4 separate regions of the Mus musculus genome follow, and regions 1, 2 and 3 are each linked to region 4. Evidence: chromatin loops called from intact Hi-C (ENCODE). Cell type or tissue: gastrocnemius. All regions are shown on one strand. Region 1 overlaps Rad52 (RAD52 homolog, DNA repair protein). Region 2 overlaps Ninj2 (ninjurin 2). Region 3 holds the start of Erc1 (ELKS/RAB6-interacting/CAST family member 1). Region 4 overlaps Erc1 (ELKS/RAB6-interacting/CAST family member 1).

What was found. Hi-C counts contacts between places; a loop is a spot of excess contacts. Peaks named below come from ENCODE experiments on the same cell type or tissue, not always from the same donor. Only the 100,000 strongest peaks of a DNase experiment are listed, where the experiment ranks them.
Region 1: it touches region 4 in a loop (5-fold over the local background); 22 of 42 quality-filtered maps call a loop at or near these places.
Region 2: a loop joins it to region 4, with 5 times the contacts of the local background. A loop is called at or near these places in 24 of 42 quality-filtered maps.
Region 3: a loop joins it to region 4, with 5 times the contacts of the local background. A loop is called at or near these places in 8 of 42 quality-filtered maps.

Annotation. Positions count from the first base shown.
Region 1 is chr6:119,921,120-119,929,119 of GRCm38, reverse strand. It overlaps Rad52 (RAD52 homolog, DNA repair protein), which reads right to left. Exons shown (of 12, transcript NM_001166381.1): 12 at 6,297-6,648. The coding sequence ends at 6,587. It overlaps Wnk1 (WNK lysine deficient protein kinase 1), which reads left to right. Exons shown (of 28, transcript NM_001199084.1): 27 at 1,886-2,073; 28 at 2,433-5,151. The coding sequence ends at 2,750. Among named protein-coding and RNA genes, the nearest start is that of Rad52, 22 kb to the right of the region's middle. In gastrocnemius, a CTCF peak has its summit at 4,721 (motif pointing right); DNase peaks (open chromatin) are centred at 2,609 and 4,715; H3K27ac peaks cover 692 bases.
Region 2 is chr6:120,198,310-120,206,309 of GRCm38, reverse strand. Ninj2 (ninjurin 2) reads right to left here. Exons shown (of 4, transcript NM_016718.2): 3 at 7,483-7,667; 4 at 5,972-6,297. The coding sequence ends at 7,501. It overlaps B4galnt3 (beta-1,4-N-acetyl-galactosaminyl transferase 3), which reads left to right. Exons shown (of 20, transcript NM_198884.2): 20 at 2,392-5,557. The coding sequence ends at 2,500. Among named protein-coding and RNA genes, the nearest start is that of Gm25327, 59 kb to the right of the region's middle. In gastrocnemius, no CTCF peak of the experiment used is centred here; a DNase peak (open chromatin) is centred at 3,776.
Region 3 is chr6:119,843,693-119,851,692 of GRCm38, reverse strand. It overlaps Erc1 (ELKS/RAB6-interacting/CAST family member 1), which reads left to right and starts at 3,543. Exons shown (of 21, transcript NM_053204.2): 1 at 3,543-3,816. 3110021A11Rik (RIKEN cDNA 3110021A11 gene) reads right to left here and starts at 3,500. Exons shown (of 1, transcript NR_030776.1): 1 at 2,664-3,500. In gastrocnemius, no CTCF peak of the experiment used is centred here; DNase peaks (open chromatin) are centred at 1,636, 3,170, 3,503 and 3,847; H3K4me3 peaks cover 2,810 bases; H3K27ac peaks cover 2,705 bases.
Region 4 is chr6:119,788,194-119,796,193 of GRCm38, reverse strand. The region is part of intron 4 of Erc1 (ELKS/RAB6-interacting/CAST family member 1); the gene reads left to right. Among named protein-coding and RNA genes, the nearest start is that of Erc1, 56 kb to the left of the region's middle. In gastrocnemius, a CTCF peak has its summit at 3,425; a DNase peak (open chromatin) is centred at 3,425.

The sequences.
Region 1 (8,000 bases), 130 kb before region 4:
ACCACACCGCAGAAAGCCTGTTAATCCTACTTTATAGTCAGAAACTACAATAAAAAGCTAACTGTAGGGTGACGCTCACATGTACGGTAAAGCTCATTTTTAGAATACAGTATTGAGGAATATAGACTAAAATGAATGGTGTTTAGTTTTAAAGGCCCTCACAACATCAAGAGCATGAGACTAGAGAAGTGTCACCTCTGGCATGAGCTCTCTGACAAGCAGTGCTCACCCTGCCTTGGCTTCTCATCTGGCATCGACAGCTCTGCTCACTTGTGGATATTTTTATTGTTTCGATCATCTGGCCTGTCATCTAGCAGGATGCTAGTCCTCGTGCATGCCACATGCCTGCTTTCTGGGTTTCCTCACTGTTGTAACTGCCCATCTCACAGCCTGTGCTTCCTTCCCACTGCACCTTTGTCCCACACTTGCTATTCAAGGAAGGCTGTTTCCTGTGCTTTTATACTTTCCCACTTGGTTTCCTATACTGTAGGTGAATTACTCTACCTTTACACTGTATAGTAACAATCCTCTGCAGTTTTAGCAGGCACCATGTGACTGCAACAATTCATGTCTTGCCACAGCAACCAAAGAAGCATGTGAGCATCCTTATTCTGCACCTTTACCCAAGTTAGCTTTCCTCTAGCACAGACATGCTTTTAGCTAGAGACATTCCCTTTGTGGTAAAATAGATACACCCTTTGGTACCAACAGTGGATTGCAGTAGGGTTGCTTCAGGTGTGCTGCTGTGCTCTGGTGTGCTGCTTTGGCATTTAAAAGCAGGAAAACGCATGCATTTAGTCCCAGAGTTCCTTGAGTATGGTAGGACCTTCTGGCTCACAACATTAGTAACCTTTATTTACTGTGTAGTAAATGTAAAGTCTACTAATTAAGTGGGGGATAAAAACCAAAAATAAGACCATGACTCTTCTTTCCCTCTTCCCTAAAACTTGCCTCTACGAATAACCTTCAGTGTGCCCTCCAGCTGAACCGAAATCAGGCAGGACACAGACTCCTCCTTTCTTTTTCATCAAACCATAGAAATAGAAATCCTTCATCATAACCTCTATGCCTTCTCTCCCCTCTGCACCCCTGCCTCAGCTGCATTTTCCTGTTGCTTCAACCCAGGAGTGCTTCTTCTGTTGGGAAGAATGGGGAGAAGGGATGAGAATCCTTGACCAGTTAAAACCCAAGTCCTCAAGAAGTCATAACTTCATGGAGCTGAGAATTTCAGGCATTTCTGCTGCTGCCAAAACTCAGTTCTTTATTCATGGGACATAGAGAGGAGTTGAAGCCTCGACTCCTTCCAAATTTATATTTTCAAATTTATGTTTATGGTTTCAGGTGAAAACTTTTAAACAAAGCATGTAGCATCTCCTTATTTCTATTTGTTTGAAGAGCATCTAAAGAACGAATGCCACAGCATACATGCTGTCTGGAAACCCCATCTTTTCCACAGAAGCCCTGATCTCTGCCTTTGTACTATATAACTTGCCCAGTGCACAGTACTTCTTTGGCCCTGCTCTCTTCAAAGTTCCATAGCAGCCAGCCCCGTGGACCATATCACTCCCTCATCAGTATGTTGCTGGGAATAGAATACTGGCAGACAGTCCCAGTGTTAGAAAATGCCCTTCCCTTCATGCCTGCCATCACTCCATGTTGTTTAGCCTTATCTACAAGCTGTGGAAGAGAAACCATTTTCACTACCTGTTGTGCAAAAGCAAATGGATAAGTAATACTTCAAAATCTTCCTCTCCTGCATGGCTTCCCAAATATTCTCCCCATTCCGTGGCTTGCCAATCATTACCCTATGACATTTTCCCCTTTCCCCAAAGTTATATCCCAGAACCCTACTTTAATGCTAATATTGTGTTACTTATAATTCTAGGGACCAGCAGCACAAATACCGTTGGAGGAACAGTGAGTAGCCAGGCTGCCCAGGCTCAGCCTCCTGCTATGACTTCCAGTAGGAAGGGCACATTCACAGATGACCTGCACAAGTTAGTAGACAACTGGGCCCGAGATGCCATGAATCTTTCAGGCAGGAGAGGCAGCAAAGGACACATGAATTATGAGGTGAGTCTTCCCTTTTCCTAACCTGCCAGACTATACACAGACATGTCATGGACAGCCAAGGCTGGTATGCCATCCTTACCACTACCATCTTCAGTAGCCTGTGGATTCTATTATTGAGAAAACAAGGCAGCAATCATTTTGGTACCCTTTTTCTTCAACATCCTGCACTACCTGCATGTGCACATAAAACACATCTCAGATCCTACTTTTCACTCCTCCTTGTTAAGGGTAAAGCCAATAAATATGGGCGGCTTCGTTATATTTTGATAATGCTAAGATTAGAACATCTCAGCTCTACAACAGCATTATAGTATCACCCATTTTTCATCAAATTCTCATTGCTACTTTCTTGTTTTTAGGGCCCTGGAATGGCAAGGAAGTTCTCTGCTCCTGGGCAGCTGTGTGTTCCCATGACCTCAAACCTGGGTGGCTCTACCCCCATCTCTGCAGCATCTGCTACCTCTCTAGGTCACTTCACCAAATCCATGTGTCCCCCACAGCAGTATGGTTTTCCACCTGCCCCATTTGGCACTCAGTGGAGTGGAACAGGTGGTCCAGCACCGCAGCCACTTGGCCAGTTCCAACCTGTAGGAACAGCATCCTTGCAAAATTTCAACATCAGCAATTTGCAGAAGTCCATCAGCAACCCCCCAGGTTCCAATCTACGGACCACCTAGTCAGCAGCAAGGATGTTAACTGAGTAGATTTGGGGGCAGGAAATGGAATGCTGGGGGGGTGGGGGGGTGGGGAAGTAGCCTATATACTAACTACTAGTGCTGCATTTAACTGGTTATTTCTTGCCAGAAGGGAATGTTTTTAATACCATTTTGAGCCCTCAGAATGGAGAACCACCCTCCTTCTCCGTTTGTTGGAGTTAAAAAAGAAGGAATGAACAGCTTTCTGGTGGAGGGGCTGCTTGAGACTGCTTTTCTGTTTTTGTACCCCTCAGTAAGGCCTAGAACTAGAAGAGAACCTTGTTACCAGAAAGCCCCAAGAGCTCAATGTAAGCCAAACCCGATCTGTATCTGTAAGTGGGCAGAGCTCTTTAATTTTGACATGTGTCCCAAATTCCTTATTCCCTCAACAATGCACACCTTAAGACAAAGGTTCTCTCCCACTCTGATCCCTACCCCCACTTTTTCCCCCCCTTTTACAACCTAGTGAAAAATACCAGGGGACTGGGGTTGCAACCCTTTCTTACATAGGTCATTAATGCTTTAAGCAAAAGATATTAGCAGCTTTGACTGCAGCATTAGCAATTAGGGAAAACAATAACGTTCCCTGCGGACATGTAACTTTGCCATCAGTTTTGATGTGGAAACACTGTGATATATAAATGTTGTTGGACAACATTAGTTTTAAGAGAAAAATTTGAAAGGTTTAAAAGGTTCACACACACACAAAAGCTAGCTCTGTCCTTTACTTATTAAGACACTTTAACTTTTTCCTTTGTATTTCCATTGTATTAGATAAATAAATGTGAATGTAAAATTGTATAAATTACTGTACTTGAATACTTCTGTTCTCCCAGTATTGCTTGCTGGATATTTTAGTGCCTTGGACTTCTATTGCTTCTGCTGTTAGCATCAACTTACCAGACCCCAGGTCACCAAAGGGTATGTGGAAAGAAATCTTAGGTCCACATGACCCCAGCAGTGGATATGCCAAAGGGAAAATGAAAGTGTTTTTGGTTTTGGTTTGGTTTATTATTTTGTTTTGTTTTGTTTTGTTTTCTCAGTCGTTTCAATTTTGCCTAGAGCAGGTGTAAGGTGAGCACAGTGAAGTTGGCATCAGTGGTTGAAAACAAAGTTCTGTTTCAGAAAGAATGAGGAGGGTTGTGAGCTGTGTGTGAAAGATAAGGACTGAAGATGTGGGGACAAGCTTGTTTGAAGTGATGCTTGGCCAGTGAACAAACGAGATCTAGAAGAGATTAAACAAAAAGAGGGGAGTGGGCTAGATTTTAAGTTGGGAAGGATGACAGTGCCAAGTCACAGATGGAAAATGTTGCTCTAAGGAAACCTGCTCGGTTGCCCCCACCTCTTGTTGCACAAGTACCACCACACTTTCTCTGCTTTAAGTACTGTATTGTGGGAATTCAACCCACTTCTAACTTTCTAAGCATTGTAGGAAAAAGTGCTTATTTCCTTTCCTAGCTGTCCAAATGGTTGCACAGTCAGAATCTATTGTGCTGCCTGTACTTCTATATTAGAGCTAATACTCTCACATTTTCATACCCATATCCCCAAATAACAGCAACCAACCAGTATTATCTGATTTTCTGGCAATAGGGACCTAATTGGCTGTTTGGGATCTGAATATTCTGGAAAAGTGGAAAAAGTAGAACTCATTTCTTGGGTGCTTCCTCCTTCACCTTGAGTTGGGAACTGACACATTTCCAACTTTATGACACATCCCAGGAGTTGCCACACTAGCAAGGCTTCTTCCTGTAAGAGTCTTGTTCTTTTTAAGTTGGTCGAGGCCCAAAGATACAAGTGAGAGCTGAAAGTTTCAGGAGAGGGAAGTGTAATGAGCAGGGCTTTTGTTTCAGGTCGTGCTACCAAAGTGTTGACTCATTTATTCCTTTTGGGAGCGGTAAGAGGTACTGTGGGAGTGAAGCAGGTTACAGGATGACTGAGTGCTTCATACCAGCAGTAGAGGGAGCCAAATGCAGCATGTGGTGTTTGGTTTAGTCATTCTGAGTGAGGTCTGTTCCCCCTTCACAGAGGTTTACTTACTGTTGGTTTCCCCCTCCTGTGGATGAAATAACTGAAGCCTAGAGAAACGAGCTAGTGCTACTGAACTGTTTAAATTATTTTTGTGTTAATAGTACACTTTGAGTATCTTTCCACATTTAAAAAGAACTTTCCGAATTATAAATGTTTTCCTTACGTTATTTAACAATGTACACTGTTTAAAACTGAATTCAAACCTTGGGGTTTCTCAGCAGCCGTTACCTGTACATTTGCACTAACTCCGGGGGCTGCGCTTCTGTAAGATTGCGCTTTGTGCTTCAGTTTGTTACCTTTGTAGACTTATTTAATGAAACCATTCAAATAAACCAAACTTGCTTTTGTTGAACTGTGGGTTGTTCTTTCTGACAAACAAAAAACCCTTTTGTCCTCACTGGCCCTACCATTTATAACTAAAATCGTGCTGTTAAGGGTGAAAGTGGCACTTCTCCAAGGAGTCTGTTGCTAGTCCTCAGGAAAAGGCAAAGCAACAGCTGTTAGATGGCAGGGAAATTATTGCAAACTGCTGTCAGTCAACAGCGTCTGACATAGGTCTCAGTTTCTCACCAACAGATCTTGTCCCTGCTTCAAGACTAGGCACAGGGGCTAGAGGCACTTCTTTCTCACCAAGCCTGTGCCTGGTCCCAGGGACTCACCAATTCCCTCATAGCATAACCCTAAATTCAGCTTAAGTAGAATTGGAAGTTCATTGTTCCTTTGAAAAGAATCATGAAACTTTGGGTGTGGTATAGTTAAAGAACAGTTACTTCCTTAAAACACCTATTCCTAGGGAGACAGCTAAGTAGTTTCTCATCCAAATATCCTGAGTTCAATTCCCAGAAACCATATGGATCATGATTCCACCCTTCTTCTTTTGTTTTGTTTTTTCGAAACAGGGTTTCTCTGTGTAGCCAATTCCACCCTTCTTTAAGTGAGAAATTATGGCTTCCCAACAACCCATGGCTTTTCACTCAAAGGCTCTTCAGCCAGAGAAAACAATTCTTTAAAATGGTGCACTATTCATGTAGTATGATAAGAATCTTACCCTAACTATGCCTTTGCCAAGTACAGCCATGCAAGAAGCCTAAACTACCAGTAATCTCAATTGTAAGTTACACCAATTCTGCCAGTGTCAGTGTTCAAACATTACTTGATGGCTCAAAAAAACACTAACAGCAGAACTAATAGGAGCCAGGTGTGATGGTGCACACCTTTAATCCCAGCACTCAGGAGGGAGAGGACAGGTTCAAGGCAGCTTGGTCTAAAAAGCAAGTTCCAGGACTACATGAAAAAAAATCATCTCCAAAGGAAAAAACCTACTAAAAAGAATGCCAACTAATCCAGTGCCTTAAGCACCCCGTTTTAAGTGTTGGCACATCTCTGGATAAAGGGAGACTCCTCCATGGATCCGCATGTGATCCTGAACCGACAACATGACCTTGTTCATAGCAATGCTTAGTGGAAAACATTAAAAACCTGAAGCCAAAGGAAAGATGAGGTCACACATAATTTAATGTAGGTAACAGTCATGCTGGGGCTTGGTGGGCAACATCGTTAAATGAAAGGCAGCCTGCAAGGTCCTAGAATCAGCTTAGGAGTGAGTAATACTGAACAAAGTTTATCTGTTGGCCTCCTTCCCATCATGGGGTATGACAACCTTTTTAAGTAGTTAGCTTCCTCTATAGTCCTCTAAAGAGTTCAGCATGAGCCAAGGTGGAACAATTTTGTGACCAAACTGCAGTTTTCCAAAGTCCTTTTGTGACGGTCTAGTGACATCTTGAGTCTCAGGATGGATCTAGTTTCCTTTTCTTCAGGTCCTGGCTCTTCCTATGAGGTTCAGAGTCTTCTGTAGAAGATAATGGTTTAAATACAGCAGCCTTGACTTTAAACAGTAGCCCCCCCCCCACCACAACATTTTTATAGCAGACGTGCAGCTTGGTCTTCATGTGGGTCCCCTAACAACTAGAATAGGGCCTGTCTCACGGTTGCCTGCTATTGCATCCTCTTCCCCTAACTGGACTGCCTGATTAGGACTCCTAATTTGCCTAGTCCTGCTAGAAGTCCCAGGAAGAGGTGGTACCCAAGGGAGGCTTCCCTTAGGCTCTGAGAAGGAGAGGGACTGGGGGGCGGGGGGCTGTGATTGGGATGTAGTCATTTCTGGACTGTATTGGCCAACAACCCTCATTTAGACAACACACAATGAGTGACCATTGTGGTGTCATTCTCATTATGACATATCTACCTTGAGGAAGAAGTGATCTAAATGCAATCAGGACAAGTAGTGTGTCCAACATTTTGACATTATAAAACACTATCATCAAAGTTTGCAGCTCAAGAGCCATGCAATCAAGTTACAAAAATAATTAAGTTTGTAACTTTGTCAATGCAAACACTCATAACTTTCCCAAGTCTCATGTTGGACACACCACATTCTAGATCTAAACAGATCTAGCCATGATGTCCAGAGTCCAAAGCTCAAACCACTATCTTTTTTTTTTTTCCATTTTTTATTAGGTATTTAACTCATTTACATTTCCAATGCTATACCAAAAGTCCCCCATATCCACCCACCCCCACTCCCCTGCCCACCCACTCCCCCTTTTTGGCCCTGGTGTTCCCCTGTATCAAACCACTATCTTTACCTGAACTGCTCAGGTAAAGGACTCTGCCCAGCTTTTTTTTTTTTTTTTTTTTTTTTTTTTCTCCTTTTGAGACAGGATCTTAATATGTATGTATTCCTTACTGGCCCGATTGAACACAAGGCCTTACAACATACTAGGTAAGTGTTATACCATTGGTTGGACTAAATACCCAGCCCACAGACTTCATCTTTTATGAGGCATATCTATACCTCATAGAGCTCAGGCTGGCCTCTTCCACAGACAAAATACCAAAGGAAGTACACTTGGTTCTCTCTGGAGAGGTGCACTAATCCTGAGGGCCAGGATTGCAGGCATGTGCTACTGAGTCCTGTTTATCATCCCCCCACCCTTTCTTTTTAGTTTTTGTGCTGGGGTTTAGCCTGCATGTGTGTCTATATGCTGCTTGCATGCCCAGAGTCCAGAAAAGGTGTATCCAGTCTCCTTGGAACTGGTGGTGTAGACAGTTGTGTATGTGAAGCAATACATGAGTACTAGGAATTAAGTCCAGGTTCTCTACAAGAGCAGTGTGTGTACTGTTAACTGCTAAGCCATCTCT
Region 2 (8,000 bases), 410 kb before region 4:
CCAGCAGAGGGGGTTGGTATCTCTACTGTGCGTCACAGTGTGAGTGGTTGGTTGTGTTGTCAGGGGTAAAACAAGAGCCTGGAGCCAGATAATGAAAATGATGTTCTTAGGACCAGGGGAGCCCCCAGGCTAAGATGAGCATTCTCCCAGAACAAGCTAAGATGAGAATTCTCCCAGCCAGAGATTGTGTTCCTTCTAGCCATAGCTGCTGGAGGCGAGGCCGAAAGCTGTAGAGGATGCTGGGAAATTGGCTAAAGGTCAGGAGTGAGTTGGGGCCAGCAAAATAAGCAAGTATGGATCCTTAAATGACAATTGGATATCCAGGGGGGTCTGGGTTCCTTGAGGTGAGGAAGGAGCGGGTTTTGAAAAGAAGTAATAGTCTCAGAGAAGAAGGAGAGGGCTGGGTTATAGAGCACCTGCTTAGCATGAGTGTGGCCTTACACTCAGTTCTAGGTATTAAACCCAGTACTAAAGAAAAGAATGTATATATACAATATATGCACAGGGGTAGGGTGTGTGTGTGTGTTATTTGCTACTCTTGCCATCATTGTGACAAAGTACCCAACTGAAGCAACTTAGGAGAAGATGATTTGGCTAGCGGGGTCATTGTTAGGGAAGGTGTCGCAGCATTCCTGCGGACAGGAGCTCCTGACATCAGAGGGAGAGACAGTCTGGAACTAAGACAGACTGAAGCTCATATCCCAGCACATGTTGTGCCTTTGCATCCACTCATACATTAGCATCCTTAGCCTAGTGTGGTTGCATATGCTGCTAACCCCACCCAACTGGGGAGCTGGAGGCAGGAAGACTGTCATAAGTTCAAGGCCAGCCTGGGCTACACAGCAAGACCCCCACTCCCCACCTCAATCCCACATCCCCCCTCCCCCAGAAAAGAAAGGAAAGAGAGAAATGGGAGGACTCAGGGGAGCAGTGGATTTGTTCAGCAGGTGGGTCAGGAAAGTGTTCCTGCAGGGCTGTTCGGGGATGCCAGGCTGTGGGAAGGGGAGGAGAAGGTGGCACTGGAGTTTCTCCCACATTTGCATGTGACTCCTTTTTCAAGAAGTTTGTTCCCAAGAGGAAAGAGAGAGGTCTCAACCTTAAGATATGCCCTAGAGGGGAAAGCGAGCCTCTAACTGCCAGAAGGGTGTCCACAGAAGGAAAAAGGAACGAGACCAGAGGCACCAGGGGCAATGCTACTTCCTGAGGCAGGTAGCAAGGTATAATAACTTCTGGGTTATTATAATAGGCAGGTCTCATTGCCCAAGGCCTCGCTTCTCCTCCTTACCAAACTCCTGTGTTCCGTGCCGTTGTCTCCATTTCTCAGAGGGGAAACCGGTTTGCAAGGTGGTTGATTTTTTTTTTTTTTTGATTATTTGCCCCCTTCTCTCTCCCCCTGTAAAGCATCAAAGGCCTAAAAACCAGACCTGCTTTGATTTCCCTCTGGAGGGAAGAAAAGGGAACATTGAAATACCGAGAGTTAAAGGTGGGGTAGGGAGAGTTTCAGAGAGCTCGTGTCAAATAACAGTCACAGGGAGCCACATCCCAGAAGACCCCGAAGCAGATGGGAGCGCAGTGTAGCAGTTACTGTCCCATATGCCCTTTGTGCTGGGGCTTTGTGCTTTGATGCAGACTTCCAAAATAGTTCTTAACCCTCCTGCTGTCTTTGCCACCTGAGGAAAGGGCTGCTTCCCTCTAGCTGCAGTCCAGTTTGAAGTAAAGGCCTCTTTGGAAAGAGACCCTGCCACTGCCAACTGCTCAGATGAAAGTGTTGCCTAGCCTGGGTGAGACCTTGGCTTTGACCCCCAGCACTGGGTGGCACCCACACCTGTAATCCCGGTTTCCAGGAGGGCGAGGCAGAAGAAAATCTTGAGTTTGAGGCCAGCCTGAGTTACGTCACAGGATGATTTCCCATACACGACAAACAAGAGCAGGAAAAAAGTCGGAAAAAAGCGGATTCTCCAGTTCCTGTCTCTGCTGATACTGTAAATGCAATTGGTGTGTGCTGGAAACTGTTCTGCATGCTACAAATGCAAATGCATCTCGTGTGTGAGTGTGTGTGTGTGTGTGTGTGTGTGTGTGTGTGTGTGTGTGTAATTAGAGAGGATGAGTGAGTATATATAAATACACAGATTTATAAAATTATTGTCTTCTCTTAGAGAGAGCATCTTTGATAGGCAACTCTCTGACTCACACAGCTGGGACTGCAACCCAAGCAGGCTGGCTCCACTATACCTGGCTTGCTGGAGGGAAGCAACCAGAGAAAGGAAGGCAGGGTCTGACAAACATGTGGAAGGGTGGGTCCCTCAGGGGCCCAGTTGCTCTTGGGTGCCTGTTGCCTGGGTACCGTTGTGTGCCTCCTTTTGCTGGCTCACACTGCCCTCTCCCCTCCAGGATTCTCCAAGCAGGCCTGGAAGTGGAGCGGCTCTCCCTCAGGAACTTCTTCCATCACTTCCATTCCAAGCGAGGCATGTGGAACCGTCGCCAAATGAAGATGCCGTGACGCCGGGTGGGCCAGCCGCTTAGAGCTCCTTGACTTGCGGTTGACCTCAGTGCCCTGCTTGCTGCTGAGGAGGGACTCTGAGGACCTGAAGCCTCAGCACTAATTGCCCTCTCCACCGGGAACTGTCCCTTCATGCAGGGATAGGCGAGCGCCAAGGCTCCTCTGCTGCTCACCAAGTTGACAGATGGACAGATGCTGGGCAGTGAGGTCAGGAAGACAACACCTGCTTGCTTAGAATACCATCTTGTCCACTAAGGTGCATTCCCACAGCCCAGTGCTCCTCACAGGGAGTGGTGACTGTGAACCAGAAACTTCAATGGGACAGATTTTATTTGGGGTGGGAGGGGGAATGTGGGTAATTTTTTAACAGAGAATGAAGACTTCTGTCTAGACCCAGCACCGTCTGGGGTCAAGCTGTACGTTGCAGACCTCAGACCCACCCTGAGGTGCTGGTCCCATGCAGAGTACTTCCAGCTCCAGGCCCAGCCCGTGCCTTCTAAACCCACACATCTCTCCTGGTGGCTACTGAACAGCTGGCCTTAACCCAATCGGGCCAGTAACCCAAGTCGGACAGACAGAGAGTTCTCTAGACTGGAAGCCCAACACTGGTGGCATCTTCCTACTGCAGTGGGGTGTCGGGTGGGAATGGGTGGGCAGAGGGCCCATTCTCCCAAGTGTCTGACATACGGGCTGGTGTAAAACCAGCAAGATCAAGCAAGAAGAAGAAATGCCCCTTCTCCTTTGACTCTCCTGCCAGGTAAGACCCGGAGAGAATAGGAAGGCATCACCAAAGGTGACATGAATAGCCTTTCAGTTACTTAAGAGAGACTTGGGGACGGACTCAAGCAACATAGAAAGGCAGGAAGGGAAGGAAATGTGTATACTGCAAGCCTAGTGCCCTTGTGGCCTTGCCCTCCTGCAGAGAGAGCCCAGCCTCCCAGCCCTAAAGAAATAAGGAGGTGAAACCGGGCCCTCAGATAAAGGGCAGGGCAAGGTATGGGACAGACAAGAACAGGGGCAGGAAAAGCTGGAAAATGGCTAAGTTCTGAGAAGAAGCAGCCTGCAACCCCTTCTGTCCACCTGATGGCGCGTACTTAGCTGTACTAATAATCCCGGTCCTCTCTGGCTGGAGACGCTCTGCTGCAGCTGCTTCACCAGTGGTGCATTGAATGCTGGGCATTAATTAAGCTCAGTCTGTGAAGGGGGATGGTGAGGGTCAGGGCACCATCTTTCTGCTGTGAGAAATGGCTGGTGGGTATGCAGCAGGGCCACTTTGCAGAGCGTGACCACTATGCTGTGAATCAAGAGGGCCGCATCTGGAGTTGCAGGACCCACGTGGTGGGCTCTGAGTGCCAGGAGCAGAGCTTGGCACATCCAAGGTGGGGCCCTCTGGGAACCCACCGGGCCTTTCTTTGAAGCTATCCGAAGGGCAGGGCCGTCTGTTTCTGGGCTGCAGCTTTTTCTCCTGCCTGCTCAGGCCCTCTGCCCTTTAGAAAAGGTGCACAGGAAGCAGGCTAAGGCTGCAGCAGAACAGCTGGAGCGCCGGGCTTCTCTCTGAAACCAGAAACTTTGGGCCCTGTGCTCGAAGGCCAGAGCCGGTGGCTGCAGCCCTCCTGTTCTGTCCTAAGGACTAGAATCCCCCTGGGCCTCCCCACCCTGCTTGCCTCCTCCCTCCCAGGTCTAGTGCCTTGTGTCTGACATCTGTTACCTCCTTACCATCTGCCTTAAGAGAGAGGAAAGTGCCGTGGGTGGGGAGAGGGAGGAGGGCATTAAAGTCAGCATCTTAGAAAACAAGCGGCTGTTTCCTTCTTGCCCAATCAAGGTAGGAAAGGGTTGGGTGGAAGAGCCAGGGGTGTTCCTAAGCCATTCATGTCCCTCAGCTGTCTGCTCAAGGACACGCTAAGGACCATCCATCCCCTCCCTTCTGACTTGACTCCTGGTTCAGTGCTTGCCAGCAGAAGGGACATTTTCTGTGCTGTGCTTGGGAAGGGCACAGCAGTGTCCCGAGTCTATTAGTCTCAGCAGCCCAGGTTGTGGTCTCAACTAGAAAGTCCCCCACCCCCGTCCTAGTGAGGAAGACAAGCTAGAACCGTGCAGCTGTAATCCCAGCACTTGGGATGCTAACACAGAAACGTCAGGAGAGCATGTCAGCCTAGGCTAATAGATAAACATAAGAAAATCTTTTCTGTGTGAGTTGAAGATGCCCTACTAAGGCTTCGCAAGTGTGAGTTGGCCTCCCTAGTTATGTTTGACCTAGGCAAAAATTTTTCAAGAATTTATGTATATGGGTGTTTTGCCTGCGTGTCTGTGTGCCACCTGTGTGCCTAGTGCCCAGAGAGGCCAGAAGAGGGCATTAGATTCCCTGGAACTGGCGTTACAGGTGTTTGTAGGTCACCAGGTGGGTGCTGGGATTTGAACCCAGAACTTCTGGCAGAGCAGCCGGTGCTCTTAACTACTCGGCTGTCTCTCTACTTCTCCCCCCACCTCCCCTTTTTTCTTAAATGCTTTTAGCCATGTTTAGTGGTGCATGCCTTTCATCTCAGCACTCCAGAGGCAGAGGCAGGTGAAACTGTGGGTTTGGGGTTTGAATCTAGCTTGGTCTACATAGTGAGTTCCAGGCCAACCAGAATTACATGGTGTGACCCTGTCTCAAAAAAAGAAAAAGAAAAATGTAATCATTTAGAATGTATGTGGTGTATGTATGCCACAGTGCAGGGTGGTGTCAGAGGGCAGCTTTCAGTGATCCGTTCTCCTCCCTTCACATCATATGGGGTTCCTCCGGCTTGGCAGCAAGGGCTTTTGCTCACTAACCTTCCCACCAGTGAAAATCTGTATTTTTGTTGTTGTTAAGATGTATGTGTTTCAGAGCTGGAGAGATGGCTCAGTGGCTGAGATCAACAACTCTCCCAGGGAGCCCAGGCTCAATTCTCAGCACCCACCTGGTGACTCACAATTGTCTGTAACTCCAGTTCCAGGAGACCTGACACCTTCACACAGACATTCATGCAAGCAAAACACCAATGAACATAAGATGAAAATAAATTATTTTTAAAAAGATTAATGTGTTTCATGTACATTAATGCTCTGTCTGCATGTAACATATGCATGCCAGAAGAGGGCATTGGGTCCCATTATAGATGGTTGTGAACCACCATGTGGTTGCTGGGAGTTTAGCTCAGGACCTCTGGAAGAGCAGTCAGTGCTCTTAACTGCTGAGTCATCTCTCCGGCCCCAAACATTTGTATTATTAGAACACACCTAAGAGACACCAGACATCATTAGTGTGAAAAGTGGAGTATGTTTATAGTAGATTCTTTAAAAGGCTATGTGTGCATTCGTCAATCCAGAACTCAGTGACCTCTGTCACCATACAGACGACAATAAGCCTTTTTGAGGACGAAGATGATGAGGTATCCACGCACCAGCCTGATTTAGAACCCATTGGACTGAAGACAGCAAGACTAACTCGGTGAATTTTCAGATATCTTTATAGATAGATTCCATTTTGCAGAAAGGGAACATTGAGGCCTGGAGCACAGGAAAAGAAGGCAGTGCAGAGTGTGCAGGCTGTGCAGGAGCTGCCTTAACAGACCGAGTTACTGCTGCTGGAAGCAGCTCGGGCCTCCAGACCAAAGTGCAATTACGTCACCCAGGAAAGAGGCCCACTTTAATTCTGGTGCTGTGGACAAGAGGCAGGGGTTTCTTCGTAGCCCTTGAAGCTCTCCTGGAGGCTGTGGGAAATGCTAGTTATCCTGACAAGTCAGGGACAAAGGCTGAAGTGGCTCTAGACCCAGCTCCTGCAGGGAAAACAGACAAAAGGTAATGCAGGGGCGGGGCCAGATGAGGCTCCTCCTGGGCTGGATTTACACCCAGTCCGCATGCTGATGTAAGTAAAGAATGGAGTCATTCAGGCGCCCTGAAGTGCAGTTTCCAGGCTGCTCCTAGGGGGAGCATTATGGATGCTGTTGTTGGCTCATCTGCCATAGTAGGGGACCAAGCAATGCCTGACTACTGTGCTGTTAGGCAGCATCAAGTAGACACCACAGCCCCATCTTTTTCTTGCCAACAGGCCACAACAGACACTAACCACACAGGCCCTCCGTTCCATCCCAAGCTGGGGGTGGGGTCTGCCTAAAAACCAGCTGGGTGTGGCACACCTGTCATCTTTAGTTACACAGGAAGCTTAGGTCTAGCATGGGTTACAAGAAACACTGCCTGAAAGCAAACAGCAAAAGAAATGAAGGATAGTCACCCCTTCAGAGCAAAGGTCTCAGGGGCAGGTTTCACTAAGTCCCCCTCATGCTATGTGTACTGACTGTGGGAGGCTTGTCCCTATAACCCAGCCCTTATGGTGCACAGAGTGAGGAAGGCCGACTCCTGTATCCCTCATGATTTATTTGCCGTGGCAGGCCCATCCCTTCACACCAGAGCTTGTGGATGTACGGTGGGAAGCTCATGCCTGTAACACATCGCTCATGGTGCATGTCCTGTGTGAGGCCCGTGCTTTAAGCCAGCACTCTCTGAATACCCTGGTTGGAGCCTGAAACCAGCTTGCCAGCCCTCATGGTGTGTGTACTTGAGAGTTGGGGGAGGCATGCTTATAAACAAGCACCAACTGTGAAGATTCTGTTGGAGGCTGACATTTGTATACCAACAGTCAGTGTGCGTGTATAGGCTCGAACCTATAACCTAGCATTCAAGGTGCAGATACATCCATGACTCATGCATGCAATACAGCATCCATGGTACATGCATTGTGGGAGATTTACACATGTATCCCATCCCCCATGGTGTGTGTACTTTGGGAGGCCTGTCAGCTCTTCAAGGACTCCCTTGCCTATGGGACTATAGACCTTCCCCCTTGGTGTGTGTGTGGTGGTGGGAGGACGGAAAGAGAGCCCTCGTACTCTGACCTCCAGAGACCGAGAAAGTCATTGATGAGCCCTTGGATCTGAGGTCCTCTGGGCCTCTGCCTCATTCACCTGGGACCTAGGTAGTCATCAAATAGGATTGCTGGAGGTCCTGGCAGCCATGGAGGCTGCATGGTGTGCTCCGAAAGCAGTGATAAAAATGTTGATGACCACGGTTATGAAGACCAAGATGGTGGCAGCATTGTTGAGCTTATTTAAATGCCTCTGGTTCTCTACCTCATTCAGGTTCAGGATGGCTGTGGAGACAAGGAGATCAGGGTGAGTGGTGGTGGATGGTGGGTGGGTAAGGGTCAATCTAACAGGGCCAAAGCCTGGAGCTTCCCTCTCCCCACCCATGAATTTGGAGACAACCTGGCTTTGGAGACCGATCAGGAAGAAATGAAGTCACTGGACTGAAGTGTGTTTGAGTCTTCTAGCACATGAAACATCTACTGGATGATTCATAGAATGGACATTGGGATGCAAAAACGTCTACGAGGGAAGGTGTACTTCCAATACAATGGACACAAGAAATTGTCACTAGCTAGTAGGGTCAGTCATTTATCAGCTGCCGAGAAGTGCCCACCCAT
Region 3 (8,000 bases), 55 kb before region 4:
GCCGAGACAGTGTTTTTCTCTATAGCTCTGGCTGGCCTATAATTAATTCTGACTAATGTAATGAGCAACTTCTCAAGTTCTTTTGGCTATCTGGATATCTTTGAAGAAATAGTGATTCATATTCTTTTCTCATTTTACAATGTGGATTGTCTTTGTACTATTGAGTTCTAGATATGGAAGAGATCTGACTTACAGATTGTTTTCTCAAGTCCATGCTCCCCTTTCACACGTCTTTAGGTACTTCTCAGCCTCTTTTTATTTTATTTGCAGACTACATAGTGCAGGGTGATTTCATGCTCACATTTTGGCCATCAGAGTGCTGGAGCTATAAATATGAGCCATTATATTCAGGCTTTTCAACTTCTTTGTTAGGGTCTCTATTAGTTGGTTAGTGCTGCCATACCACAGACTGAAGATGGCATCTTTGAGGATTACAATTTCAAAAACTTAATTCAATCCATATAACTCTGTTCTCCAGGCCATCGGATTTATGTCCGCCTCAACTTAAAAATGCATTCTATTTATTCCAAGAGACCATTTACATCCACATGAACTCTAAATTCAAAATCTTATCTAACTAAATACAGGTTAAATGGGGTGTGGTGTCACAAGTCTGTAGTGCCAGCATGTAGGAGGTTGAGGGTTTATAGGGTATCATTTGAGCCTGGTTCAAGACCAGTCTAGGTAATACAGTGAGGTTCCCATGGGGGGCACCTAATAAACATTTCCCCAAATTAAAAACAAACAAAACAAAGCGAGGTTAAATTTATTTATTTATTTATTTGAGGGGGGGGTAGGTTCAAGACAGGGTTTCTCTGTATAGCCCTGGCTGTCCTGGAACTCACTTTGTAGACCAGGCTGGCCTCGAACTCAGAAATCTCCCTGTCTCTGCCTCCCAAGTGCTGGGATTAAAGGTGTGTGCCACCACCACCCGGCTGAGGTTAAATATTCTTAATAAAAAATGTGGAATGTTTCAAAAGCTGAAAAATCCTGACCACCAGTATGGTACACCAGTGGAAATTTTCACATTATAAACTCCTGCTTTATGAACAAACTAAAACTACTGCATGAGCCAGGTGGTAGCAGTGCATGCCTTTAATCCTAGCACTTGGGAGGCAGAGTCAGACTGATCTCTGGGTTCAGGGCTAGCCCAGTCTACAACAGTGAGTTCCAGGATAGCCAGGTCTACACAGAGAAACCCTGTCTTGAAAAACCAAATCCAAATCAAACCAACAACCAAAAAAACTTGCATTAAGTGCCTTTCAGGATATATTTGCTGATAAAGATATACATGAAATAAATTAACTTTGTGTTTTGAATTGGGTTCTGTCCTCGATACCTCCTTAAGTGTATCCTTTTATCTTCTCCCACCCCCAAATTGAAAAACAGAATGGTCCCAGCATTTCAGATAAAAGACATTCTGTCTTTATATTATCTAAACTATATATGAGTGATACTGGAGATGGGTCATCCTGAGGCAAAATCCTCTCTAGCTAAGAAGCAGACCAGTTACACACTTCCAGGATACAAAGCTGGGACATACACAGGACAGATATTTTCATCCCAAAAGAGAGAAACTGGAGAAGAGGAAGGGGACCAGGTGCCAAGCACATACAAATCCCCCGGGGAGTGCCAGGTGTAGTGTCACTTGCTTGCAATCTCATCATTAGGGAGACTGGACCAGCTACTGTTGTGAATTCCAGGACATCCTGGACCATGCATCGAACAGATAAACAAAACCCCCAACAGAGACACATACACCTATAGCAAGGCAAGCGCCTCTTTACTTATTATACAGAGAAGTATCTGGAAAAACAGCCCATAAAGAATGGCTTGAATGGGTGAGTACCTAGATATCTAAGAAATGAAATCTCAATTTCTCAATTTCTCTCTCTCTCTCTCTCTCTCTCTCTCTCTCTCTCTCTCTCTCTCTCTCTCTCTGTGTGTGTGTGTAAGGAACCAGAGTATGACATCAGGTGTCTTCCTCTATTGCCCTCTGCCTTGTTGCCTTGAGACAGGGTCTTTCACTGCATCAGAAGCTCATCTTTTGGGATCAATCTGTCCTCCTTCTGCAGTGCTGGTGTTACAGATACTTGAAGCCATGCCTGGGTTTTATGTGGGTGCTGGGGATTCAAACTTAGGTTCTCCTGCTTGTAGAGCAAATGCTCGTATCCACTAAGTCATCTTCCCAGCCCCAGAAACGAAATCTTTGAAGATTCTTTTCTGGCTGCTGAATAGTCCCGTTTAGCTGCACACTCTCTAACAATTGGCTGTCATATGTTAGATGTACTGAAGGGGAATCAGTTTAGTGTGCCCAAGGAGCTGTAATGACCCAAGTGCATTTTGGAAGGGAACAATTAGAGAATCTGGAAAGGACAAAATATAGTTTGGTGGATGAACGTGAATACTACAGGATGGGGGAAGATGTTAATGGGATTAGGAAGAGTGTAAGCCGGTTAATTATGATGGTGGGAGGTTAGGGATGAGTAAACCGGTGAGTCTTAGCTCCTCTCATCTCAAAGGCATTTCAAATTAGCTTAATAAGCGCTGTGAGTATGGGGATGAGTGTAATTCACACCACCCTTGGATTTTCGGCTTAGAGATAGCTTATCTACATTTTTAAGATTAGTAACTATGTGTTGCCCCCACCTCCGTATTTTTTTTTTTTTTTTTTTTTTGGCTTGCTCTTGACAAAAGGCAAAGGTTGAAATTCAGCAGCAGAAAACTGGGCTGTCTAAAATAAGGTAGCAGCTGCTTTGTAGTTCGCCTTGCTTGGTGTGAGGGCTAAATAAAAAAGGTAACGCGGTGAAGCATTTGGCACAGTACACTGCATGTGGACATCAGGTTCCGCCCACACTCTTCCTCCCTGGAATGATCCTTGCAAAAAAAGCCACCTACTGAGGCGAGGGTCTTTTGCCATGACCGCTTGGACAGCCCAGATGACTCAAGAGTATTATTGCCTTCCACAGCCTCACAGCGCAAAAGCCAAGGGTGAGAGAAGCTAACTTCTCTTGGACAAAGGGTGTCCAGGCAGCCGTGGCTCTAATGACAAGCCCTGAGCTATTTATTTCCTAAGGTGGCGGCCGTCCCAGGGTTCGGGTAACGGGCTTGCCAAGGAAGGGGCGGGGCGACTCCAGGTTTGGGAAAGGCCACTCCACTCCTGGGGCTTCCAGCAGTCCACGTCCTACGGCAAGCAGGAGGAGACAAACGCCGCCCCTCCTCGTCCGCACCTTCCTCGCTCAATATCGCGGCCCGGGCTCCCGGTGGACGCTCGGCCGTGGGTGTGGGTGTGGGTGTGTGTGTGAGGGGCGGCGCTACGTGTGGCGCAACCCTGCCTCGGCACCCAGTTACCTTCGCGGCCTCGGAGCGCCGCACTTGTCGATCCTGGCGCGCGGTCCCGTGGAGCGGCGTAGCGGGGCGCTTCCCAGTGGGACGAGGGAAAGCCCAGCGGCCCGGGAGAGCGGGAGGCGGGGCGAGGGCGCCGCGCGGGCGACAGGGGGTGGGGCTAGGTGTGCGCGGGGGGCGGGGCGTGGTGACGTCGCGGGCGCCGGTCGTGCTGTGGCGGTGGCGGCGGCGGCGGCGGCTGTGGTAGTGTCGGCGGCAGGCTGTCCGGGAAGCAGTAGCAGCAACCGCAGCAGCAGCGGCGGCCCTGAGGAGAGTAAGGCGGCCGCGTCGGCAGCGGCTCGCTCGTCAGGCGGAACCTCGATCTGCCCAGAGGTCGCAGGCGCCGAGGCATTTGTCGTTTCCTACCCGGCTCGGCGCTCCCGGCCCTGGCTGGGCAGGGCAGAGCGCCCCTGGGGAGGGGCGGAGCTGTAGGTGAGGCTTGGGGACCCCTCCCCCTCCTTTTTGGGCCGGGGGTGGGGAGGAGGATGGGGAGGTCGGGAGGGCGGACCCCGCCCCAGCGCACCCGAGCCCACCGGCGGCCGCGCCCTGCGGAGCTCCCGGATTGGGCGGGAGCGAAGGCGCTGGCGGTAAGGATCGCTGCTGGAGGTGGGAGGTGGGGGGCTTCTGGCCCACCGAGAGCCGAGGGTGGGAGGCATGATGTGGGGCTATTGGGGAGCCCTGGAGTTGGGGTGCGGCCAAGGTGGATCGGATGTAAAATGTTTAAGATGATCTTATTATTTTGAACCTGGTTAGATAGAAGAGGAAAGGTTGTATTTCAGATGGAAAATGAGGCATGGATGTCGCCTTGGAGGTAGCTGGAGGGGCTACTGCAGCAGATCTCACATTGCCACTCTAGGGTTTTGGTTCTTTTCTTGGTCAGATGAGTAGAATTCGCTGAGGGAAGAGAATCCCTTTGCGTTGACTTGGGGTTGGTAAATTGGGAGCGCGAGTGAGTGAGGTTTTTACACACAAGAAGGAAGATGTTGGTGTTTAGACAACTTCATTCTATAGCAACCAACCATGAAGGAGTGAGTCTCATTACTCTTAGCCCCTCAAAAGTGCTATCAGCCTTTTCTTTTCCTTGCCCCCCTCAACCCCCTCTCCTGTGCTTGATCTCTTTGTACCATTTTTCATTTTTGAGTTGACCCGTTAAGAAAAGGCCCTGGACTCAGAGTAATAGTTGCAGGTGGTTGTGGCTGATTGCTTTGAGCGAACTGTGAACAGTTCTGTTGGAGATGACTGTATGAAATTGCTTAAGCGTTTAAAGTGCAACTGTCTCTTACATCTTGTTTTTCAATAGACCTTGATACATTTTGCGTTTATTTAATCATTATGTGTGTGTGCCTGGCATACACACGATAGATTACTCCCTCCCTCTTTGAGGTCAAAGGTCAAAGCTTTTGGGACTTGGTTCTCCCACTGTGGATGGCTGGGATCAAACTTTGGTTATTAGACTTGTGACATAAGCACTTTTTTCTGTTGAGTTATCTGGATGTCCCTATTTTTCCGATTCTTCTTCTGTCTCAGCCTTCCAAGTGTGAGATTAGACATGATCTGGCTTTCTTGAAGATCGATTTTATTTTTTTATTTTCAGGTGTACTTACTGTTGTCTCCCCCCCCCCCCCTTTTTCTTTGGTTTTGTTGTTTTCCGAGACCTGATTTCTCAGTGTAGCCCTGGCTATCTTAGAACTCGCTCTGCCCACCAGGCTGGCCTGCTTCTGTCTCCCAAGTGCTAGAGTTAATGGCATGTGCCACCACACCTGGCTTTATTTCAGTCTTTACTAAATATTAAAAAATGAAATAGAAATTGTTCTTTACGTAAGTACCTCCATTTCTAAGGAATATTGTCAGAGTCAAGGGATTTTACAATGTTCTGGTACCCTGTGGGAACATGTATCGTACGTTGTTGGGAGACATTACTAAGGCGAACAGTGTCCATCAGCATTTTACTCTTTACCACAATAAACCTAAGTCTTTTTTGGATTCTTGTTTTCTATTAGATTATTGTAGTCACGTGCCTTATCATTTATGACAAAATATTTCTTGTTAAGAAAATAGGCCATTTGATGGATATATATTGTAATATAATGAGAGGCACAGCACTCAGTAGTTCACTTATAAAAGAAGAGAAACTGCTATAAAATCAAATTTAAACAGCAACTTTCCTAACACTTACCTAATTTACTTGGGGAAGTGTCCAGGGGAGTGCTTTTCTGTAACTCAAGAGAGAAACACATAGGTTAGGTTCAGTAGTTCTCCAACTGACTGTTTTTCATGCTAACTTCATGAACAGACTTTCATCTACCAGAAAAAATAACTACCTGTAGAGAGATTGGTAGGAAACGGAGGCAAAGATAGTTAATTGATAAAGTGTATAGATCAATTTATAGTCTGATGATCTGACTTCCACTTTTGGGCTCCTCAGGCACCTGCACTCATTCACGTCATTCACACTCTCCATCCTTCCTATAACTGAGCATAAAATAAATCTTAAATGTCTTGTAGCAAATGTGGTGGCTCACACCTGTAATTCCAGCTTAGGAGGCTGAGATTGCCTTGAGTTTGAAGCTAGCCTGGGCTACAAAGTGAGTTCCAGCTCTTACTGAGCTACAGTGTAGAATTGTCTTTTTGTTTGTTTTTTTAAATTAAGGTGATTTGCCTCTTATTCCCTGTGCTATACTTGTTGAGTCCACTGAAGTTTTTCTTCATTGCTAAAGTCATAGAGTACTATGTCAGTCTTGTAATTCAGCTTCAAACTAGAAATTTAAAAGTGAAGGTTCTCAGAGAAACAGCCGTTTTATGCTGTTTACACTTTGTAGGAAGGAGGATGGGAGTTGTTGAATGCATTTTTGTATAAGGTATCAGAAACACTGATGGAGAAAGCAGGGAACACAGTGCTATAGGGAATCAAATAAGTCATCGGCTATTTTGAGAGCGATGGGCCATGATTATGTGGAGTATAATTGAATTGTATGGTGCTTGAGGTTCTCCGTGTTTTGGAGTGTGAGTGTCCAGTCCTGGCCTTGCCATTGTGTAGTGTAAGGCATATTGCTGCTTAAGCTTAGGTTGTTTTCCTTTTCAAGACAAGGTGTCTCTGAATAGCACTGGCTGTCCTGGAACTAGCTCTGTAGATTAGGTTGGCTTTGAACTCAGATCCTCCTGCCTTTGCCTCCCAAGTGCTGGGACTAAAGTATGTGCCACCGTGCCTGGCCTTAACCTTAACTTCTTTTTAAAAAAAAAGATACATTTTTATATATGCATATATGTGAGTTTATGTATAGCACATGTATGCAGAGGGCCAGAGGGCATCAGCTCTCTTAGAGCTAAGATATAACATAAACTGTTATAAATTGCCTGATGTGGGTGCTGGGGCAGAACCCATGACTCTTGAAAGAGAATAAATGCTCTTAGCTGTTGAGCCATCTCTCCAGCCCTAATTTCTGAACTCTAACCTCTGCCTAAAGTCTTCTGAAGAATTAGAATAATAGTAATAGTATTTAACCTCTTAGGATGGCTAAACGAGTTAATGTAGTTGAGACTGTTTTGACATATAATTAGCTTGGTAACACCTTTTGAACTTTATTCCTTAAGCATTATTTACTCATTCAGTTCAGATATATATTTTGAAGGCTGGGCGATGTTTCAGTAGGTATAGGCAGTTGTTGCCAGGCTGAACACTTGAGTTCAGGCCGCAGGACCGACATGATAGGAGAGAACTGATTCCTACAAGTTTTCGTCTGGCCTTCACATGTTCACCATACACACATGCACCAGTGCACATACAAATAGAAAATAAATAATGTAATTATTTAAAAAAACACACATATAAAACATTGAGCATGTACTATGTGCCAGGTGTTTTAGGTGCTAAAACTCTAGTAGGGGACAAGGCAGAAAAAAAAGTTGAAATCACAGAGGCTGGAGAGATGGCTCAGTGGTTAAGAACACGGACTGCTTTTCCTGAGATCAATTCCCAGCAACCACATGGTGGCTCACAGCCATCTGTAATGGGGTCCAATGCACCCTCCTGGTGTGTCTGAAGGCAGCTACAGTGTACTTGTATAAATAAAAATAAATAAATTTAAAAAAAAGCAGCACAGTAGTCAGGAGATTGTGTGATGTTTCTGATGTGAATGGCTCAGACCGTGATAGGGAAAAGACATGGTGAGAGGTGGTTGGATTTTGAGTCTATATTGAGGGTAGATAAGCTGTAGTAATTGAATTTGGGATGCAAGCATCTTAAAGAATAAGTGAGTTTTTTTTTTGTTTTTTTGTTTTTGTTTTGTTTTGTTTTGTTTTGTTTGAATAACCAGAACAAAGGTGGAGACAGCACTTGAAGCATGTTTTGGGGGAATTCTGGAAGTTGAGGGGAGATATGCAGGAAAATTAAGCTGTTTCTTCTCATATTTAAAATTGTGGCATGCTGAGAACATCAGGGAGTGAGTTTAGATAGAGAAGAGATCCAAGCTTCTGAGCTCGGAGACACATTGTTTTATGTTTCATCCTGTCCTGAAGTAAGAATGGTTCTAGGTGCTCCTTAGGTATTGGGGATGCAATAGCTAACTGGCAAACACCTCTATCTTTATGGCCCTTACCTTATCAAAACCTGCAAGATA
Region 4 (8,000 bases):
CAAGTTGGGGAGGAAAGGGTTTATTCAGCTTACACTTCCATATTGCTGTTCATCACCAAGGAAGTCAGGACTGGAACTCAAGCAGGTCAGGAAGCAGGAGCTGATGCAGAGGCCATGGAGTTCTTTACTGGCTTGCTCAGCCTGCTCTCTTATAGAACCAAGACTACCAGCCCAGAGATGGTCCCACCCACAAGGGGCCCTTCCCTTTGATCACTAATTGAGAAAGTGCCTTACAGCTGGATCTCATGGAGGCATTTCCTCAACTGAAGCTCCTTTCTCTGTGATAACCCCAGCTGTGTCAAGTTGACACAAAACTAGCCAGTACAAGCACTATGACCAAAAGCAGCTTGTGGAGAAAAAGGTTTATTTTACTTACAGTTTAAATCACAATCCATCACTGAGGAAAGCCAGCCCTTGAGTGCAGGAACCTGGGACAGGAGCTGATGCAGAGGCCATGCAGGGGTGCTACTTACTTTCTTGTTCCCCATGGCTTGCTCAGCCTGCTTTCTTTTCTTTTCTTTATTTTTCTTTTTTTTTTTTTTTAGATTTGTTTATTTATTGTATGTAAGCACACTGTAGCTGACTTCAGATGCACCAGAAGAGGGAGTCAGATCCCATTACGGATGGTTGTGAGCCACCATGTGGTTGCTAGGATTTGAACTCAGGACCTTCGGAAGAGCAGTCGGGTGCTCTTACCTGCTGAGCCATCTCACCAGCCCCAGCCTGCTTTCTTATATATCATTAGACCAACTTCCCAGGGATGGCGTCACCCACAATGGGCTGGGTTTTCTCCCATTCTCCATTCTGTCACTAGTTAAGAAAATATACTATAAACTTGCCCACAGGCCAGTCTGGAGCTGTGTTGGATTTTCTTAATTGAGCTTCCCTCTTCCAAAATGACTCTATACTATATCAAGTTGACTTAAAACGAGCCAGTGCTTCTGGTTAGATATAAAATTCTTTTTAGCTTCCCTGTGATTATTGGGATGCACCGCTATAACCAGCTAACTTTCACATTTTGATGGGGGGAAGTGGGGATCCTCGAACTGTTAGGATGAGTCTGAATAATCCCTTTTAAACATGATTTGGGAAGAAGAAAATTAAAAACAAATAAACATATTCAACTGAGCATGATAGAACATGGCTTTAATCCTAGCACTTGGGAGGAACAGGCAGGCAAATCTCAGTGAATTGTAAGCCAGCTTGGTCCACATAGTGAGAGACTGTCTCAAATGAACACATGAAAACACCCAAGAAACTAACACCAACACAAAACTATGGAGCTACTGAGTGTGGTGGTACATGCTTTTAATCCCTGCATTTTGGAGGCAGAGGCAAAGGCAGAGGAAAAGGAGATGGAGGCAGAGGAGGCAGAGGAGGCAGAGGAGGCAGAGGCTCAGTGAGTCGGAGGCCAGTCTGGTTGACATGGTGAGTTGCATGATAGTCAGGGCTACACAGACTTTTTTTTTTTTTTTTAAACTGTACAGCACCTCAAAAGTAAAAATTCCAGGTGTGTATTGAAACAAATACAAACTTGGTGATGTCTTTTTTCCAATTATAATTTCCTGCTTTAGGAGTATTACGTTTTTGCTGCTTCTGAACATTTCAACCTATCCTAGTAGTTTAGGAACTAATAAATGCCAAATAGCTAAAGGATACGGGAAGTCACAGTTTGTTTATTTATGAACAATTAGGATCATATTGAGCTCGAAAATACTGAAAAAAAAAACCCTCTGGGAGTTTTAGACTTTTTTTTTTAAATATAAGTCATATAAATACATTTTGTATATGATAAAAGAAAATATATTTCCCTGTGAGTGTACCATCAAACAATTCAAGGCTGCCATTTGTAGCATATTGTCTTATAAGAAATATAATCATGCTACTTCAAATTACTTGAAAGCAAGTGGGCACAGTGGCTGTGGAAATCCTTTTCTTCCTTCAAGACTTAACTTCCATCAGTTCTGCATTGACGGTCAGTGTGTAGTGTTGCATGTACATGCAGTAGCAGTGACCATGTATATTTGGCAGTAGTGATCATGTGAGTAGAAGTATCCAAAGCAATTTTCCTTTTTGAGATGGACGCTTACTAAGGAGTCCTGGCTATCCTTGAAATCCCTACACCCCTGACGATTCTAGATAAAATTAATAACTCTTCGCCTCCAGACCAAATAAATGCTTAATAAAACAAGAACTGAATGATAGTTTTATAGTCTGGCTTAAGAAAGTAATAGTCTAGTAAATGTATATTTACTAGAAAGCATTCTGCTTACTAGTCACATACTGAAGTAGGAAGAGGTAAAGATGGTTGTGTTAATGATATTTAAGAGCATTCTTGAAGTTTTATCTAATTAATTTGATAAGAGTAGGGAAGAGAATAAATAATGCCATTGATGGAAAAGATGGTACTCGATTTCATTATTGCAGAAACTAATATGCAAATGTCATTTCCCCCAATTTATCAATTTAATGCGTCTATACTGGGAATTTTCTGGTAACCCTTGGGGGACTTATGTAGGTAGATCAGAATACATATATTTTGAATCCACTGGTGATATGTATCTGTAAAACTAGCACCTGGGAAACAGTGACAGAGAATTTAAAGTTCAAGGCCAGCTTGATCAAAGAAAAACATAATAGAGTCTAGAAATATTGCATTGTTAAGTATATGGCCAATATTTTGAGATAATGCCATCATTTCAAAAATACCTAGTTACATAAAATTAAATTCTAGATGAATTGAAGAACTATTTAAAAAGATATATTAGAAGAAAACATAAGCAAAAAAACCTTTAAATATAGTCTTTGGCATGGAAGACTCATTGGTATAGCGGGAATATTAATAAACATATCTATTAGAGGTTGTAATTAACAAAGGTAAAATGGTAACCCTGGGCAGATTTTAACACATACCTTGACCTTACCTGTAGACTACTTTCTAAAGCAGTAAGATGCCCCGAAGTGCCTGCTCCTACCTTTTTGTTCTCGTTCATCCCCTTCCTCAACAGTTCCTTATTAAGCCTCTAGTAGGTATTGATCTTGTGCCATAGATAAACATTTTCACAGTCTGTGTCCTTCTAAGACTCCCAGATTTGGGCTGGAGAGTTGGCTCTGTGCTTAAGAGCTTCTTGTACTCTCACTTCATGCATTCAGTACACATACGAGTGGTTTGCCTTACAATCACTGGTTTCTTAGACTTAGTAAATAGCATAATAGTAAAATACCATGTGTGATATTACTCATTACAATATTCTGCTTCATTTATGAACATGATTCTGTATACCCCCATATTAAAATTAATATTTGATAATTATATTTTGTGTCAAGGTCTTATTATGGTTGGAGCTTGGGTTTTCTGTTGGTCATGGGATTGTTTCATTGCTGTGCTGTTCCACCTTCCATTTGATAGATGAGCGAGGACATCTGTTGGACGCACAGTAAATTGCATGCCATGTTTGCTTAGTGCTTTGGGCTTGGACACTTGGAGTTGTAATAAACTTTGCAAGTGATTGCTATACAGCAAACTTGGAGAAATAAATTATGAGTCTCAGTGTCTTGGTAAAGGATATTGAAGTTGGCTCTGGAATTTTTATTTATTTTTTTTGGGTTTTTTGAGACAGGGTTTCTCTGTATAGCCCTGGCTGTCCTGGAACTCACTCTGTAGACCAGGCTGGCCTTGAACTCAGAAATCTGCCTGCCTCTGCCTCCCAAGCGCTGGGATTAAAGGTGTGCGCCACCACTCCCGGCTGGCTCTGGAATTTTAAGAAACTCTTTATTCCTGTGTGTACAAAACATTGCAACTCAGTAATATATTTCAGACCTCTATTTCTCTCTTTAAAATGTTGACAGATGTTTGCCTTCTTTTTTTTTTTTTTTTTTTTTTTTTGGGTGGGCTTTTTTGTTTGGTTTTCTTTTTGGGTTGGGTGTATTGTCTTGTTTTGTTTTTGAGATGAGGTCTGGCTGTTTAGCTCAGGCTGGCCTAGGACTTTCTATGTAGACTAGGCTAGCCTTCAACTTATTGAGATCTACCTGCCTCTGCCTCCCTAGTGTAGGAATGAAAAGTTTTATCCAATTATACCAGGCTACACTTTTTTGTAATGAATTCCATTACATTCTATTTGGCTGTTTTGTTTGTTTGTTTGTTTTGTTTCCTATGACATTTTAATCTGAATCTTGTTAGTACAGCTTTTCATGTGTTAGGGTTTATGTGTTTGAGGTTAAAAGTACTAATATTTGTATAGATTCTAGCCTATGAATTCTGAATTTTGGCTAGTATATTAGAGAAGTATCTGAGTTTTCTTGACAGTGAGAAGTTATAAGAGTAAAAAAGCAAGAGATATATAGAGAAATAGATAGTGGACTAGGGATATATCTTAGATGATTTAATCTCAACACTGCATAAACCAGTGGGAAGCGTAGGCAGAAGGATCAGGAATTAAAAGGTCAGTTGCGTCTACATAGGGAATTCAATACCAGCCTGGTTTATATGAGATCCTGTCTCAAAGAGGAAAATAGCAGATAGTGAATAGAAGGAATTGGAATAAAAAAGAATTCCAGTATTAGTATGTTTGGCATTTTGTAGTGATTTTGGAAAGTGAGGACCATTAATTATGTTGTTTATTCAGATATTTTCTCCTGCTCTGTTTTTAGTATGTCATTTTCTTATTTCCATTTTGTCAAGAAGATAGTTTCCTCATTACAGTGTAGCTGCTACAGATGGCAAAGGGCTATAGAACCACACTGTTCATCATTGGATGAGAGAAGGTACCAAACAAGTAGTGAGGAGCCTTTTTATCCCCCCGCTTCATTTCCATCTCTTCTGTGAATGCAGTACTCTATTCTAGAACTTATATGGAGGATTGACTTTGTCAGGGGACTTCACAAACATTTGACCTAAGAGCAAGCAGGGCTCAAACTTAACATTTGAAAAAAGAGAAATTTCAGACTTTTTTTTTTAATTGAAATTTTTTTATTACTTTATTCCCTTTACATTCCAATATTAGCACCCCCTCCCAGTACCTCCTCAAACAGATCTTCTCCCCATCCCCCACCCCCTTCTTCTCTGAGAAGGGGGAGCGCCCCCTAGGTATCACCCCCCACCCCTCTTGGCACATCAAGTCATTGCAGGACTAGGTACATCCTCTCCCACTGAGGCCAGACAAGGCAGCCCAGTTAGAGGAACAAGACTCACAGGTAGGCAACAGATTCACCAACAGCACCTGCTCCAGTTGTTGGGGGTCCTGCATGAAGACCAAGATACATTTCTGCTACATATGTGCAGGGGGCTTAGGTCCAGTCCATGCTCTTTGGTTGGTGGTTCAGTCTCTGGGAGCCCCTAAGGGTCCAGATTAGTGGACTCACTTGGTCTTCCTGTGGAGTCCCTGTCCTCTCCAGGTCCCTCAAACCTTTCTTCAACTTTTCCACAGGACTCCTGGAGCTCCATTTAATCTTTGGCTATGGGTCTCTGCATTTCTTTCCATTGGCTGCTGGGTGGAGACTCTGAGAGGACATTTATGCTAGGCTCCTGTCTGCAAACACAACAGAGTATCATTAATAGTGTCAGGAATTGGTTCTTGCCCATGGGATGGGTCTCATTTGGTCCAGTGATTAGTTGGCCATTCCCTCTGTCTCTGCTCTACCTTTGTCCCTGCACAACTTGAAGGGAGGATATAGTTTGTGTCAAAGATTTTGTGGGTGGGTTGCTATCCTTATCCCTCCACTAGGAATCCTGCCTGACTAGGCTATTTCAGGGTTCATATCCCCTACTGCTAGGAGTCTCAGGTAGAGTGCCCCCTATAGATACCCTGGGGCCTTCCCTCTCTTCCCATCTCAGGTCTCTGGCACATCCTAGAGGTGCCCCCGCCCCGAAATTTCTCTCCTGCTCTCCTTATACTTGAACCCCCCTACTGCCCTCTCCTATCCAGTTCCTTATTTCCATTATTTATTTTGTTTACCCTTCTGAGAAAGATTCGGGCATCCTCCCTTTACCTCCTTGTTATTTGGCTTCTTTGGGTCTGTGGATTTTAGCCTGGTTATCCCATACTTTATGGCTAATATCCACTGATCAGTGAGTATATACAATGCATGTCCTTTTGTGACTGTCACTCCTGCATAATTCATGATGTCCTTGTTTTTAATAGCCAGGTATCCCATTGTGTATATGAACCATATTTTCTTTATCCATTCTTCAGTTGAGGGAAATCTAGGTTGTTTCCAGTTCTGGCTATTAGGAATAAAGCCGATATGAACATAGTTTGACAAAGAAGCCAAAACCTCACAATGGGAAAGGGAGAACATCTGCAACAAATGGTGCTGCTCTAACTGCATGTCTGCATGTAGAAGAATGCAAATAGATCCCCGCATAAAACTCAAGTCCAAGTGGATCGAAGATTTCAATGACAAACCAGATACACTAAATCTAATAAAACTGAAAGTGAGGAACTGCCTTGAACACATTGGTACAGAAGACAGCTTCCTGAACAGAACACCAATGGCTCAGACACTAAGATCAACAATTAATAAATGGGACCCCATGAAACTGAAAAGCTCTGTGAGTCAAAGTCATTAAGACAAAATGGCAGCCTGCAGATTAGGAAAGGACATCTACATCCACATCATTCACCCCTACATCTGACAGATGGCGACTATCCAAACTCTATAAAGAACTCAAGAATTTAGATACCAGCAACCAAACCAGCCCTACTGAAAATGGGGTACAGAGCTAAACAGAATTCTCAACAGAGGAATCTCTAATGGCTGAGAAGCACTCTAAGTGTCCTTATTCTTCAGGGAAATGCAAATCAAAACAACTCTGAGATTCCACTTTACACCCATCAGAATGGCTAAGATCAAAAACTCAAAGGACAGCACATGCTGGCGAAGATGTGGAGCACGGGGAATACTCCTCTATTGCTGGTGGGAGTGCAAACTTGTACAACCACCCTGGAAATAAATCTGGTGGTTTCTCAGAAAATTGGGAATAGTTATACCTCAAGACCCATCTATACCACTCCTAGGCATATACCCAAAAGATGCTCCACCATCCCACAAGGACACATGCTCCACTATGTTCATAGAAACTTCAGAACTTTTATGTGTTACTTTCAGTCATAAGTGTTTCTTTCAATAATGTTGATATGGTCAGCATATTTTTATGGCATTGGCCTTGCACATGCTAGGCCAAAGGCTGTAGTATGATTTAATAATAATATACTATTATTATTAGAGTTATTATTTTATGGTTATAGAGATTGAACCTAGGAAACAATGCATGCTAGGTAAGTCCTCTATCATTCAGATAAGTCCCCAGCCTCTTTACTTTTAAAATGAAAGAAACTACTGAAGAAAAGAAGCACAAATTGTTACTAATTTATTCTCAAACTTAAGGTTATCCATTTGGTAATTAGAGGAGATAACATATTTCTTATTTATATTAGAAACTATGTGATGTTATTAGGAAATTCAAATAGTATATCTACCCATATGTTTTTTAAAAATTAAAAATATATATACTTATTTTGAAGATAGGGTCTCACTGTATAGACAGGCAGGCTTTTCATTGAGATCCTCTTGTCTTGACTTCTGAGTGCTGAGATTAAAGGCATGACTTCTACCCATAATTCATTTATTTTTCTTTCTCTTTTCTTTTTCCCTCCCTCCTTGCCCTTTTCTTCCCTCTTCTCCCTCCCATCCTCTTCTTCCCTCTCCCCTCTTTTTTTCCTTTTCTTTTCCCATTTCTGTCCCTTCTCCTTTTCTTCTTTTCCCTTCTCCCTTGCCCCTCTCTTCCTTTCCTCTGGCCCTCTCCTTTCTCTGCTCCTTCCTCTCCCCTCCCCCTTTCTTTTTTCCTTCTTTCCTTCCCCCATTCTCTTCTTTCCCTTCCTTCTTTTTCCCTTTTCCTCCTCTCCCATCTCCGCCTACCTTTTCTCTTTCCTTCTTCCTTTTCCTTTCTCACTCCTGTCTCCCCCTTTCTCTTCCTTTCCCTGTCTTTCCCTTTCATGCCC